Regions from separate parts of the Homo sapiens genome. Here regions 2 and 3 are each linked to region 1. The links are chromatin contacts, found by Hi-C or POLR2A ChIA-PET in ENCODE. All regions are on one chromosome and are shown on one strand. Each heading gives the region's core, a stretch centred on a gene start or an enhancer-like site at or near the end of the contact. The rest is flanking DNA. Distances are from core to core; before and after follow the strand shown.

Region 1 (3,633 bases), core at 885-3,384:
TTTAGAAGGATTTGTTTTTAAACCTTCTAATTTGGTAATCAGATTTAAATCGCCTTGGCGCGTGTAATCTGAATTAAAGATACTGTAAATGATTTTAAGCATGATACTTTCGTTAGCGCAAGGAAGGGGCACCTCTAGCACAGGCTGGACATTTTAGGAAGTGTGCTATAAAGGAAGCATTGTTTCCTATTTCCAACTTCATCTTTCCCGAAAAGGCACTTTGCATATTCTGACAATAACGCTTGCCTGGCCGCTTGCCCTGCGTGAGCCCCCGAAGCAGCTAAACACGCAGAGACAAAGCGTTTCTCAACCCCACCCTCCCTCGATGGCCAACTTTATTTTGCGTTGTTTCTCCACGAAGAAAGTGTTCCCTCCTACACCAGTGTCTGCCGAGAGTGGAAAGCGCTGGGCTTATTAGGAATACAGAAATTTTCTTTTAATTTATCATGAACAGTTTCCATACACTTTGATTTAAGGTTATTAACATTCTATAGACAGTGGCATCTTTAATATGTGGCTATCGCTTCTAAAGACTAATCTCATTACCCTCAAATAGTCATAAAATATGATTTTATTATACTTACGTATTTAATTAGACGGCCGGCACCGTAATGGATTTTGAGATGGGACTGGCGCAACAGCTTTGATAATTCACTTATCTTTGGCAATAGTCATTAACCCCCAACACCAGCAAAATAGATCTCTTTCCAACACATCTTTTTTCTCACTCCTTCCAAGAGGCGTGGGGGTCCCCAGACAACGTGAATCGGACTTCGACTTTCCCGATTAATTAAAATATTAACGTACACACGCTGCCAATTCACGGGAAAAGGGAGTGCTGCCCCAGACCCGGCGGGAGGAGGCTGCCCTGCAACACACTTGCGCCCTGCAATCTTTTTTTTTTTTTTCTTTTAATCAAAAGGGCCTGATTTCTCTTGGCAGGGAAGTGCCTAGGACAGTTCCTGGTCGTCCCCTGGGTCTCTGCTCCGTGTCGCGCAGACGTCCTTTGGGCGGGCCGCGCTCCTGGGCGCGGAGTCCCGGCTACAGGAGCTGGGCCGCGGGGCCCACAGTCTGCCCGCGCCCGGCTGCCCTCCCGATTCCTAGAAACCAGGTCGGGAAGCCGCGCGCCGCGCGCTCACCCGGGTCCGGCGGCTCCGAGGGCCGGGCCACAGCGCCCGCGGCGTCCGCTTGGTTTTTGGAGCAGTTGGCTCCAGGGCGGTCTGGCCACCGCGCAGGTCGCGCAGCCAGACACCCGGCTCCGGGTCGCCGGAGAGGCCGGGCGCGCTTCCCGTCGGCCCGGAGAGACCGGAGCCTTCTTTGTCACTCGCTGTGCGTAAGAACAGGCCAGGGGCCGGGGTCTGCCGCGGCCACCGGGGGAGAGGGAGCATCTGGCAGACCCTGCCTCCGACGTGATTCCCTGCCCGGCACTCGGCGGCCTCCGCCGGGGTAGGAAGCTTGGGGTACCTGGCGGGGCTCAGACCGGGACCGGCCGGCCCTGCAGCAGCCTTAGGTCTGCTTAGAAATCAGGCTGAGCTGCGCGTCCAGCCTTGGCCGGGGAGCCCTGGGCACCCCTCCTCCCAGTCCGTTGCCCGCTCCTCCCTCCGGCGCCCTCCCTGCGGTCGACCTGCCTCTTCCCACTTCTCCTTCGGGCGGCCCCAGGACAAGCTGCAGCCCCTTGCATTTATTGCATGCATCTGGGCAACTTGGGGCGCCTCAGCATTTTACAGCCCCCCGCCCCGCCCATCGTGTTCGACTGTGTGGCAGGTTTTGCAGGGAGGTATTAAGGGGCCAAACTGCAATTGTGCAGTGGCTGCGTTTGTTTCTTTTCAAGATTTATTTGGGCGAGTAGTAACTTCCTTGGCCGCGGCTGGACGCGAGGAGCCGCGGTGCGTGGCGGGGGGCGGCGGCGGCGCTCGGTGGCGCTCGGCGGCGGCGGGGCTCGCGGGGCTCGCGGGGCTCGGGCCGGCTCGCGGCGCCGTCAGGCAGTCAGTCGGCGAGCGCGGCGGCGGCGGCGGCGAGGGGCGCGGCGAGGGGCGGCCGCTCCCATATATGGCGCAGGCACCGCCCCCCGACGTCACCCTCTGACAGCGCCGCTCCCGGGGGCTTCGAGTTTTGGCTCCCGGGAAAGGGTCCATTCCTCGGGGAGAGAGGGCTGAGTTTTGTGCGCCTCCGTCCGCTGCGCGCGCCGCTCCAGGCCCCGCCGCGCCCCGCCTGCGCCCGGGACTGCGCCGCAGCACTCACTGCCCCGTTTATTTGTCTTTGGAGCAGGCGGGCCGCGCCAGAAGCGGGCGATCCCGCAGTGTCCTGCAGCCGCGGACGCCGCCTGGCTAGGATGACACCACGTTGAGCGCGCCTGCAAACAACAACAACAACAAGCGCCGCCGCGGCCACCGCGTCCTGCTCCTTCGAAGCGCCGCCGCCGCCGGTGGAGCCGCCTCCGCGCCCCTGGCCGTCCGGAGCGCCCGGCCGCTGGTGTATGTCGCGCCTGCCCGGGACGGGCTGAAGCCGGCGGCGGGGCCGGACCGCAGGCGCCGAGCAGGGCGAGGGCGGCCAGGGCAGCCGCCTGCCGCCAAGCCCCGAGCGCCGCTGCTCGAGGAAACGCTTTCGGCCGGGAGCTGCGGCCGCCGCCAGCAGTTTTCATGTTTGGGATTCAGGAGAATATTCCGCGCGGGGGGACGACCATGAAGGAGGAGCCGCTGGGCAGCGGCATGAACCCGGTGCGCTCGTGGATGCACACGGCGGGCGTGGTGGACGCCAACACGGCCGCCCAGAGGTACGTACCGGCCGCCCCCGCGCGCCCTGGCCCCGGCCCCGGCCCGGCCCGGCCCCCTCCGCCGGCCGGCGCCGCGCTCCTCACCGGGCCGCTGTCTCTTTCCTCCCGCAGCGGCGTGGGGCTGGCGCGGGCGCACTTCGAGAAGCAGCCGCCTTCCAACCTCCGGAAATCCAATTTCTTCCACTTCGTGCTGGCGCTCTACGATAGGCAGGGGCAGCCGGTGGAGATTGAAAGGACCGCTTTTGTGGACTTTGTGGAGAAAGAGAAAGTAAGTGCAAACACACGATCACACCCTCTCTCTTTCTAGAAGCGGGAGGCAGGCGGTGCCGGTGCGCGGGGGTTCGAGTGCCCCCCTAGGCGGCGGGCTCGGCTCCGCCAGGCCACCCCGCCGCCGCCACGTGCGGCCGCCCGGGACCGCCGAGGGCTGGGCAACTTCTCTGCGCCCTCGGACTTACTCGGGGCGAGGAGAACGCTGGGCTTCCAGCAGGAAAGTGACATCACCGCGCTGCTTCGAGCTAGGAATCCTGCCATGTGTGAGGCCGAGAGCCTCGGTCGCGGAGGGGGACCGAGCGTGGTGGCCGCGCCTGACACCGATCGCACTAAATGCAATTATTTATCGTTACTTTCAGGAGCCAAACAACGAGAAAACCAACAACGGCATCCACTATAAACTCCAGTTATTGTACAGCAACGGTAAGTGCCTGCTGCGTGCTCGCCGCCCCTGCAGCGGCTGGCTCTCCTTTTCTGCGCTGGTGAAAGGACATAAAGATTTGAGATTAAAATGACATGGATGTAAACACGAAATCTTCTCATGGCATAGAAGGAAAACAAAACATAAACGATCAATAAGTCGATGGCAC
Region 2 (3,596 bases), core at 532-3,031, 270 kb after region 1:
TGCTGAAAACCATTCCCTAGGGGGAAGAAAAACTCACAAAGATTTTCTAAACAGTGAAAGCTACATTTCTCTGCCTTTTCAGATTTTGTGGTAGACTGCAGAATAACAAAGTTTGTGAAAGCCCAGGAAATGGGCATCACTTCCAATTTTGCTTACTTTGATAGGACTCTGCAGTCGGAACCTGGAAATGCTGCAGGTTTGAAGACACAGAACTTGGTGGGTTCTCCTCTGTGTCTGTTCCATTCCCCACCCCCTGATATAATGCAATCGACTTCATGATGAGATGAAATGAGAAAAATGAAACGAAGCAGCAAATCCTTCAAGCACCACCTTCATGCTGTAACTGTAAATAGTCTGTTGAGTTCCAGCAGCCCCACTCGTTACACTAAGGCATCTATGCTGTACCCTCATTTCTCCTCTAGGCTTCTGGGCCTCTGGGGAGGAGCCAGGGGGTCATTAATAAAGGGGGAGTGAAGAGGTCCCAGTGAGGAAAACCTTGCCTCCCCCCATGACACACAGCAGACACCAGCAGGCCCTGTCTGTAGGCATGCCTTCTCATCTACTGGAAACATACCGTAAGACCGCGAGGACAAAGCCACTCCTGGGAAATGGAAGCCAGTGGTCACCCCGAATCATGACAAGCCCACATGCTGTCACATGGAACAGCCCGCCCCTCCCCCATCCACCGGAAGAGCAAAGTGCCGAGTACCCCAGAAGCAGAGCACCTGATAAGGCCTGCAGGCTGTGCCAGAGCTTGGGAAGCCACGCCCGCCCTCTGAGCTCCTCGCCTGCACGACTGTTCCATCTCCCAGGCAGGCAGCGGTTTCTGATTTGTCGTCTCTATTAAAGAACAGGCTTGCTTTCTCCTGTGAGCCCATGCAATGAGAAATAATACTTTTGGTACCAACAGGGCTAAGATGTACCTACCCCTAATTGACACAATTCATCTCCACACAGCTTACAGACTAACTCTGTCATCATGCAATTCAGAAAAAATTATTTTTTGTCTTAGCAAGAGAATATATCGTAATTTAAATTTAACAATCATAACTAAATGTTCTGAAGACAATACTTTTCTTTCCAAAAGGCATGGATTATATGAGGATTGACCTCCACGGGGCTCGGTCCCATTAACTTGTATACTTGGGCTCATTAATAAATAATTCTGTCACTAAATTACCTGTCTTGTAAATTGGTTTGTACAGTTCTAAATAAATAATAGATAGTTCCCTATTATGAAACACAGTGGAGTTTTTAAAAGAAAAGCACAGCTTATAGAATAGTACTGCAATTTTATCCGGGAACAACTTTCTCCAGCTCACTTCATAGAAAGCCCTTGTTTTTCCTGTTGATTGCTGCAGCTGGAACAAGTTAGCTGGTTAGCAGAGTTGAGAATACTGCATTTAATCTCAGACAAGTATCTTGACTATCCATCAGTGGCCAAAAAAATCCTCAGCAACTATTAAATGGACAGTTAATATAATTGTATTTTAAAACACTGAGGTCATATTTAATTTTGAATTGAAACTCTTAAAACACGCTTTCTGGCAAGGATATAGAGTAATAAAACAACGTTAACTACAGAAAAAAATCTGAAACTCACATTATTAAAATAAATCTTTTTTCCAGAGTACTAATATTTGCAAGAAGTAGATTACAAGAAGCAGAAAACATTTGTACTTTTTCAACAAGTGTCGTCGCTGGCACTGAAACTCAGGGTTTTCAGTTTAAAGGATGAAATCATGCTGGAGGCCAGAGTTCAGATGCTGTCCCCCTCCCTTTCTCCTTTGAGCTGGCTGGTCTCCCGGCATCTTCTGTCTTCCTTCCAGGGTGCTCAAACTTGGTTCAGCTACACCCTCAGGTCTTCCAAGCAAAACTCTACCCAGCGAAGAATCCAATTATGTTCCAAAGCAGGAAAGAAAAGTAACTGGGGCTTGGAAAAGTCTCACAAGAACAAACAGGGGGGCTGGAGAGTTCTGAGAAGGGAAGGGGGAGAAAACATTTTAGCTTCGAAGCTAGCCAATTAAGATTCCCTTTAGGAAGCACCAATTTCTACTCAAAGAAGGCTGGCAAGTCCAATTTTGTATGCCTTTTTCCTCCTCTTCAAAAATCAATACAGCCCTCTGGGAGGCTGTCATGCTGCAGGCAGGCAGGTCTGTGGACCGTAAGCTCCATGCCTAGGCCAGGTCTCAGCCCTCCCAGGGGAAGGCAGGAGGTGGTGTCAGGATTTTCCAGCAAAACAATGCAGCATTTATTTCCAGGTGTTCTCTGACAGCCAGGACAAGGAAGAAGCCCCGGCATGCAAACCCCGGAGCCAGGGGTAGTGTTGCCAGGAGCCCTATGCCTTGATTTCACCCCCCAAACCCTTCAACTGGTACCTCAGAAGAGCAGAGGTGAAAGACAGGGAGCCTCCCGCTGAGAAGAGCTTCTGGGAACTCAAAGGCGCCATTCAACTAAGGCAACCAGCTTTATTTCCGTGGCACTTGATGCCCTGGGCTTCTCCCACCCCATCTTGGCAGCCAGCACGTCCTCTCCCTGCTGCCTGGACGTGGGGGCCACCCAGTCCCCAAGGACAGACTGTGGGCCTCAGGCCACCTCATTCTGAGCCACCTGCCCATGGGAACTGTGGAAACTGTCATCACTTTCAAAGTCTCACTTTTTTTTTTTTTCTTTTTAGATGGAATCTCACTCTGTCGCCCACGCTGCAGTGCAGCGGCATGATGTCGGCTCACTGCAACCTCCACCTCTCGGGTTCAAGTGATTCTCCTGCCTCAGCCTCCTGAGTAGCTGGTATTATAGGCGTGCGCCACCACACCCTGCTAATTTTTGTATCTTTAGTAAAGATGGGGTTTCACCATGTTGGTCAGTCTGGTCTCGAACTCCCGACCTTGTGATCTACCTGCCCCATCCTCCCAAAGTGCTGGGATTATAGGCCTGAGCCACCGCACCGGTCTCTCCTTCTCTTTTAAGCTCTGGTCCCAAACTGCTACCCGCTTCCCCAGCCAGGCCTCCCCCTGAGCAGACACACTGACCAAGAGAAGCCTCCACCTACTGCCTGGACATGCAAACCCTGCCGCAGCCCAAGGCCTTGGAGAGCTAGAGTTATGCTTCCGGCCAACGCTGAACCCTTCTTAGCTTAGACCGGGGTAACTTGGGGATCTTTTGAAAGGAAAGGATTCTTAGATGCTCAAGAAAATTCCAGTTTGAGAAACTTGAAAAAGGGGACTTCTTAAAAGAAAATACCTTTCAATTGCAAATTAATATTACAGAAGTGGCATTGACCTTTATAATAGTGAGATATTCATCTTTAAAAATGTTAACTGCAATGAAAACACTTCTTGGAAAAGTCTCCCAGACCCCACTGACGCCTGGAAATCCTCCACCTGTTTGTATTCGCATCAGTTCTCCTTTCCTGTGGTCCCAGGTTTGTTAACATGGACTTACACGACCATCAGACAGGTACAGGTACAAGAATAATCCATCAGAGATTAAAATCCTCTAGGCAATTCCATTTTCTACCATGTGTTAATACTGCACTAAAAGTACATTGGTGGATTTTTCTGGATAAAGACTGAGTGACACTTATTCCTTGCCCT
Region 3 (3,415 bases), core at 735-3,234, 420 kb after region 1:
TAGGCTTGGGCCCCTGCCAGCCGCTGTCTTGAGGAATTCACCAATCTCAAGGTGTGGAACAGCCCACTTCCCCGTCTGCCCCTGTCTGCCCCTGAGCTGGGCTTGGGCTGCAGGTGGGGCTGCACATTCTGGCCCCTCCCCACCCCATGCAGGGCCTGCCATCTGGTCTGACACGGAGCAGGGCACTCACACGTTTAGAGAATGAGCGAGTAAATGACAGAAGCTCACTGAATCCTAAATGTATTCACAATGTTTTTATCGCAAAAAGACCCACTTCCGTCACTTGTACAGCAACTGGAAATAAAAATTCTGGATGAATTTGCCACAAGACAATGCTTCAGTTCAATTCAAAAATTAAACTCATTTAACCTTTAACTCAATTTAAATTCTGAACTGATCAGCACGCAAGAGCTACCCTGTACATTAATATCAAGGAGCTGATCTAATTACTGATAAAATTTTACATTTAACAAACCAAGTATATTGTGAGAGTTTAGAGCTTAAATGACATGAACACTTTTAAAACAAAACTGAAAACTATTCATTAGTTGCAGCCAGTTTAAATATCAGAAAATCTTACAGATATAGGAAGAATAAAAAAGCATTCCAGAAATCAAATTCCAGAGTATGAGAGGTGTGTGTTGGTGGTCGTAGAGGCCAGACGGTTGTGCTTTTGCAAAAGCAGAGGGAGGCTGGCCCGAGATGCAATGGCATCCTGAGGATGGCATCCACAGACGTGGCCCTGGGTAACTGCCACCACCATTTTTGTTTCATCTCAGCTTTTTCTCCTCTAAAACAGCACATCACCGTCCAAGGAGCTCTAATACCAGCACGTATGCGAGCTCATGTCGTAACTTTACAATGACTCATGTGTACAGTAGGCGAGTGATATCACGAGGACAAATCCAGTGCTGAGCCTGAACTTCCAAATCCAACATTACCTGGAGGACACTCTATTTTTAAGACACTGGCACTCAGGCCCCCAGGACAATACTGACTTGAGTTCCCACTGACCAAATCCCAATCAGGATGGTCTCAGAGGCTCCCTCAACTGCAGGCAAGAGTCACAGAGGATTTCACAGGAGAACAGAAGTCACTCCCAGAGTGGCAGTCTCTACTGCAAGTTCAGCTAAGTAGAGGGAATACCCACTTCTTCCCTGAAGTCTTCCCCAGGACTTGTAACCCACCATCCCTCACCCCATCTCCATTTCTCTTATTGGTAAACGCACATTGATGCCAACAACTTCACAGAGGGGTCCCAAGGACGAAGTGCAGTGACGGAAGGACACCTCCTCCCACCAGGCCAGACAGACGAAGCAGGGGCTATTCCACAGGTGCCAGTCCCTCCGAGTCCTCACTTCCTTGACATCTGCCTGACCCCTGGCCACGCCGCCTCTTCTGGGAGAAACAGAGACTCCAGGAGGAAACAGAAATGGGCTCTGAGATGTTTCTGTGGGATACTGTCAGAAATCCCACACTTGGCGTTTCTCACAGGGGTTCATTGAACCTTATTTCCCATACAATGTGGACAAGCCTGTTCACCAGCTTTTCAAGACCACAACTAATTAGAAGCACCAAACTGCAATGAGGCGAGGGGACCGAGAGGCAGGCAATGCAAGCCCAGCGCAGACACAGGGCCTGGGGCCGGGGGCAGGGGTCCACAGGGCCAGACTCTCTGCAACAGAGGCTGATCAGCAGGAGGGGCGTGGCCCACCCACGCAACAGGGTAGTGAGGGCCAGGACCCAACTCCACAGGGCACCAGGGCCATCGAGAAAGGACACTGTCATCTTACCCAATCCCATCAGGGATGGCTGTTGCAAGATTATGAATCCTAGACAGGATACTGTGCACGGGGCTACACCCAAACCCCCACAAGCCTCTAAGCTGGGCCCAAGGCCATGCTGGGGCTTCCTGAGGGTGAAAGCCGCAGTCTGAAGACAACCTGGAAATACCAGGGATTTGAGCCAAGAAGTGACCTTCCTGAAACCTGAACAGACGCCGATGCTGGCTGTGGCGGCAACGTGCCTATCCGGTGGCTGCCACTTCCGGGATCTTTCCTCCCCTGGCCTGCACAGCATACAATGTAATTCTAGATGAGAACTGGATTGTGCCAAGGTTCCATGTTTCCTCCTCATGAAAACAGGGAAAGGATCTCTGTGGCCACATAAAGGAGAGAGGGGCATGATCTCCCCAGAAAAGCTGCCCTCCCTTCACAAACAGAGCCGAACAGAGGTGAAGCCCAATGACTCTTAAATGGAAACTTATTGTTAAGAGCAGGGGATTTAAGGGGTTTTATTTTAACATACCAGAGAGGCAGAAACATCCACCTCTCTCTGCCTGAAGTTAACCCATTTACCTGTTACTCTAAAGTGCTCTTTTACTCCAAATGTTGGAAACTTAAAAAATCTTTTGCTCTGACACTTTGGATCATATTCTGAACTCACCTATTTGTAGCTGTCATTCAACCATTCTTTTCTTCCTTCCAAGAAGTTCCTGGCAGACTTAAAATTAAATGAAATGAACAAGTTTGCTTCTGACTCACAGACACAGGCACACACGTTTGCCATCTCTGTCTCCTTGTAACACAGTTACAAAATTGACAGAAATAAAACTTTTGCATTGCTTTTTTTTTTCTTAGATGAGTCCAGCACATAAGGACCCTAAATCTCAGTGACACTTGTTTAAATACTATCCACCTGGCTGCCACCACTGTCTACTCTGCCCCCAGGTCAGCAAAGAACCAGCTGCAGGGAGAAAACATCAAGAGCACCGAAGCTGGTGAGGTTGCGCATTGTTTAGGTTTGATTTTCTAGATCAGAAACCATACAACAATTTCACAGTGAATCCCAGAACCTCGCTCTTCTGTGGCGAGGCAGCTCTGTCCTGGGGTGGATGGGCCAGTGCTCCACAGCCTGGGATTCTCCGCAGTGCTGTAGAGAGGAGCTCTGACCTGCCCTTTCAGCTGCCAATCAGAGGAGCACAGCAAACCTCATCATTCACGACTTGGAAGGCTCAGCCTGCAGAGCCCGTCTCCTATCACACAACGGCAGGGTTTTCACGCCATACCCTCACTTAAAAGCATATGTTATGCTGCTTCCCTTTATTTTACTAAGGTCCAAGAGCTGCCACCATCACGGGCTACGCTAACACCTCTGCAGGCCCCATGTGCAGCACTGTGTGTCCGGGGGCCAGCAGTCGGCCCCCATCGTACCCTCTCGTCACGGAACATAATTCATCACAAGGATCTGTGGAGCTGAAAAGAAACACCTTGGCTTCCTGTCTTGTCTTTTTAGCCATCAACCTGAAAGACGAGGCCATTGTCTGGCTTCTAAAGGACACTGCACTATAAATGTTTAGCATGGGGTGAAGTATATGCACAATTTGTGTTATTGATAACATAAGTCACAAGAGGAA

What was found. Hi-C counts contacts between places; a loop is a spot of excess contacts on that map. ChIA-PET counts read pairs that join two places held with the same protein, here RNA polymerase II (POLR2A). Pooled maps may share reads with other maps.
Region 2: a map of vagina shows a loop between it and region 1 (2.4-fold over the local background). The contact joins the enhancer-like site here to the promoter of EBF3 in region 1. A Hi-C loop is called at or near these places in 4 of 168 maps with a recorded cell type or tissue (aorta, heart left ventricle, right lobe of liver and 1 more) and 3 of 50 pooled maps.
Region 3: a pooled map shows a loop between it and region 1 (2.0-fold over the local background). The contact joins the enhancer-like site here to the promoter of EBF3 in region 1. A Hi-C loop is called at or near these places in 1 of 168 maps with a recorded cell type or tissue (cardiac septum) and 3 of 50 pooled maps. POLR2A ChIA-PET finds 5 or more read pairs at or near these places in 1 of 52 experiments (HEK293).

Annotation. Positions count from the first base shown.
Region 1 is chr10:129,962,775-129,966,407 of GRCh38, reverse strand. EBF3 (EBF transcription factor 3) reads left to right here and starts at 2,134. Exons shown (of 17, transcript NM_001375380.1): 1 at 2,134-2,773; 2 at 2,885-3,041; 3 at 3,403-3,466. The coding sequence starts at 2,640. RefSeq lists an enhancer at 1,036-2,007.
Region 2 is chr10:129,692,981-129,696,576 of GRCh38, reverse strand. The region is part of intron 2 of MGMT (O-6-methylguanine-DNA methyltransferase); the gene reads right to left. Among named protein-coding and RNA genes, the nearest start is that of MIR4297, 150 kb to the left of the region's middle. RefSeq lists an enhancer at 3,332-3,596. Within about 2 kb of position 1,781, at least 6 of the 41 ENCODE cell types and tissues checked have a DNase peak (open chromatin) inside an H3K27ac peak, as active enhancers do; they include right lobe of liver, where a contact is called at or near this core.
Region 3 is chr10:129,542,909-129,546,323 of GRCh38, reverse strand. All of the region lies in intron 2 of MGMT (O-6-methylguanine-DNA methyltransferase), which reads right to left. Among named protein-coding and RNA genes, the nearest start is that of MGMT, 77 kb to the right of the region's middle. RefSeq lists an enhancer at 1-43. Within about 2 kb of position 1,984, at least 3 of the 41 ENCODE cell types and tissues checked have a DNase peak (open chromatin) inside an H3K27ac peak, as active enhancers do.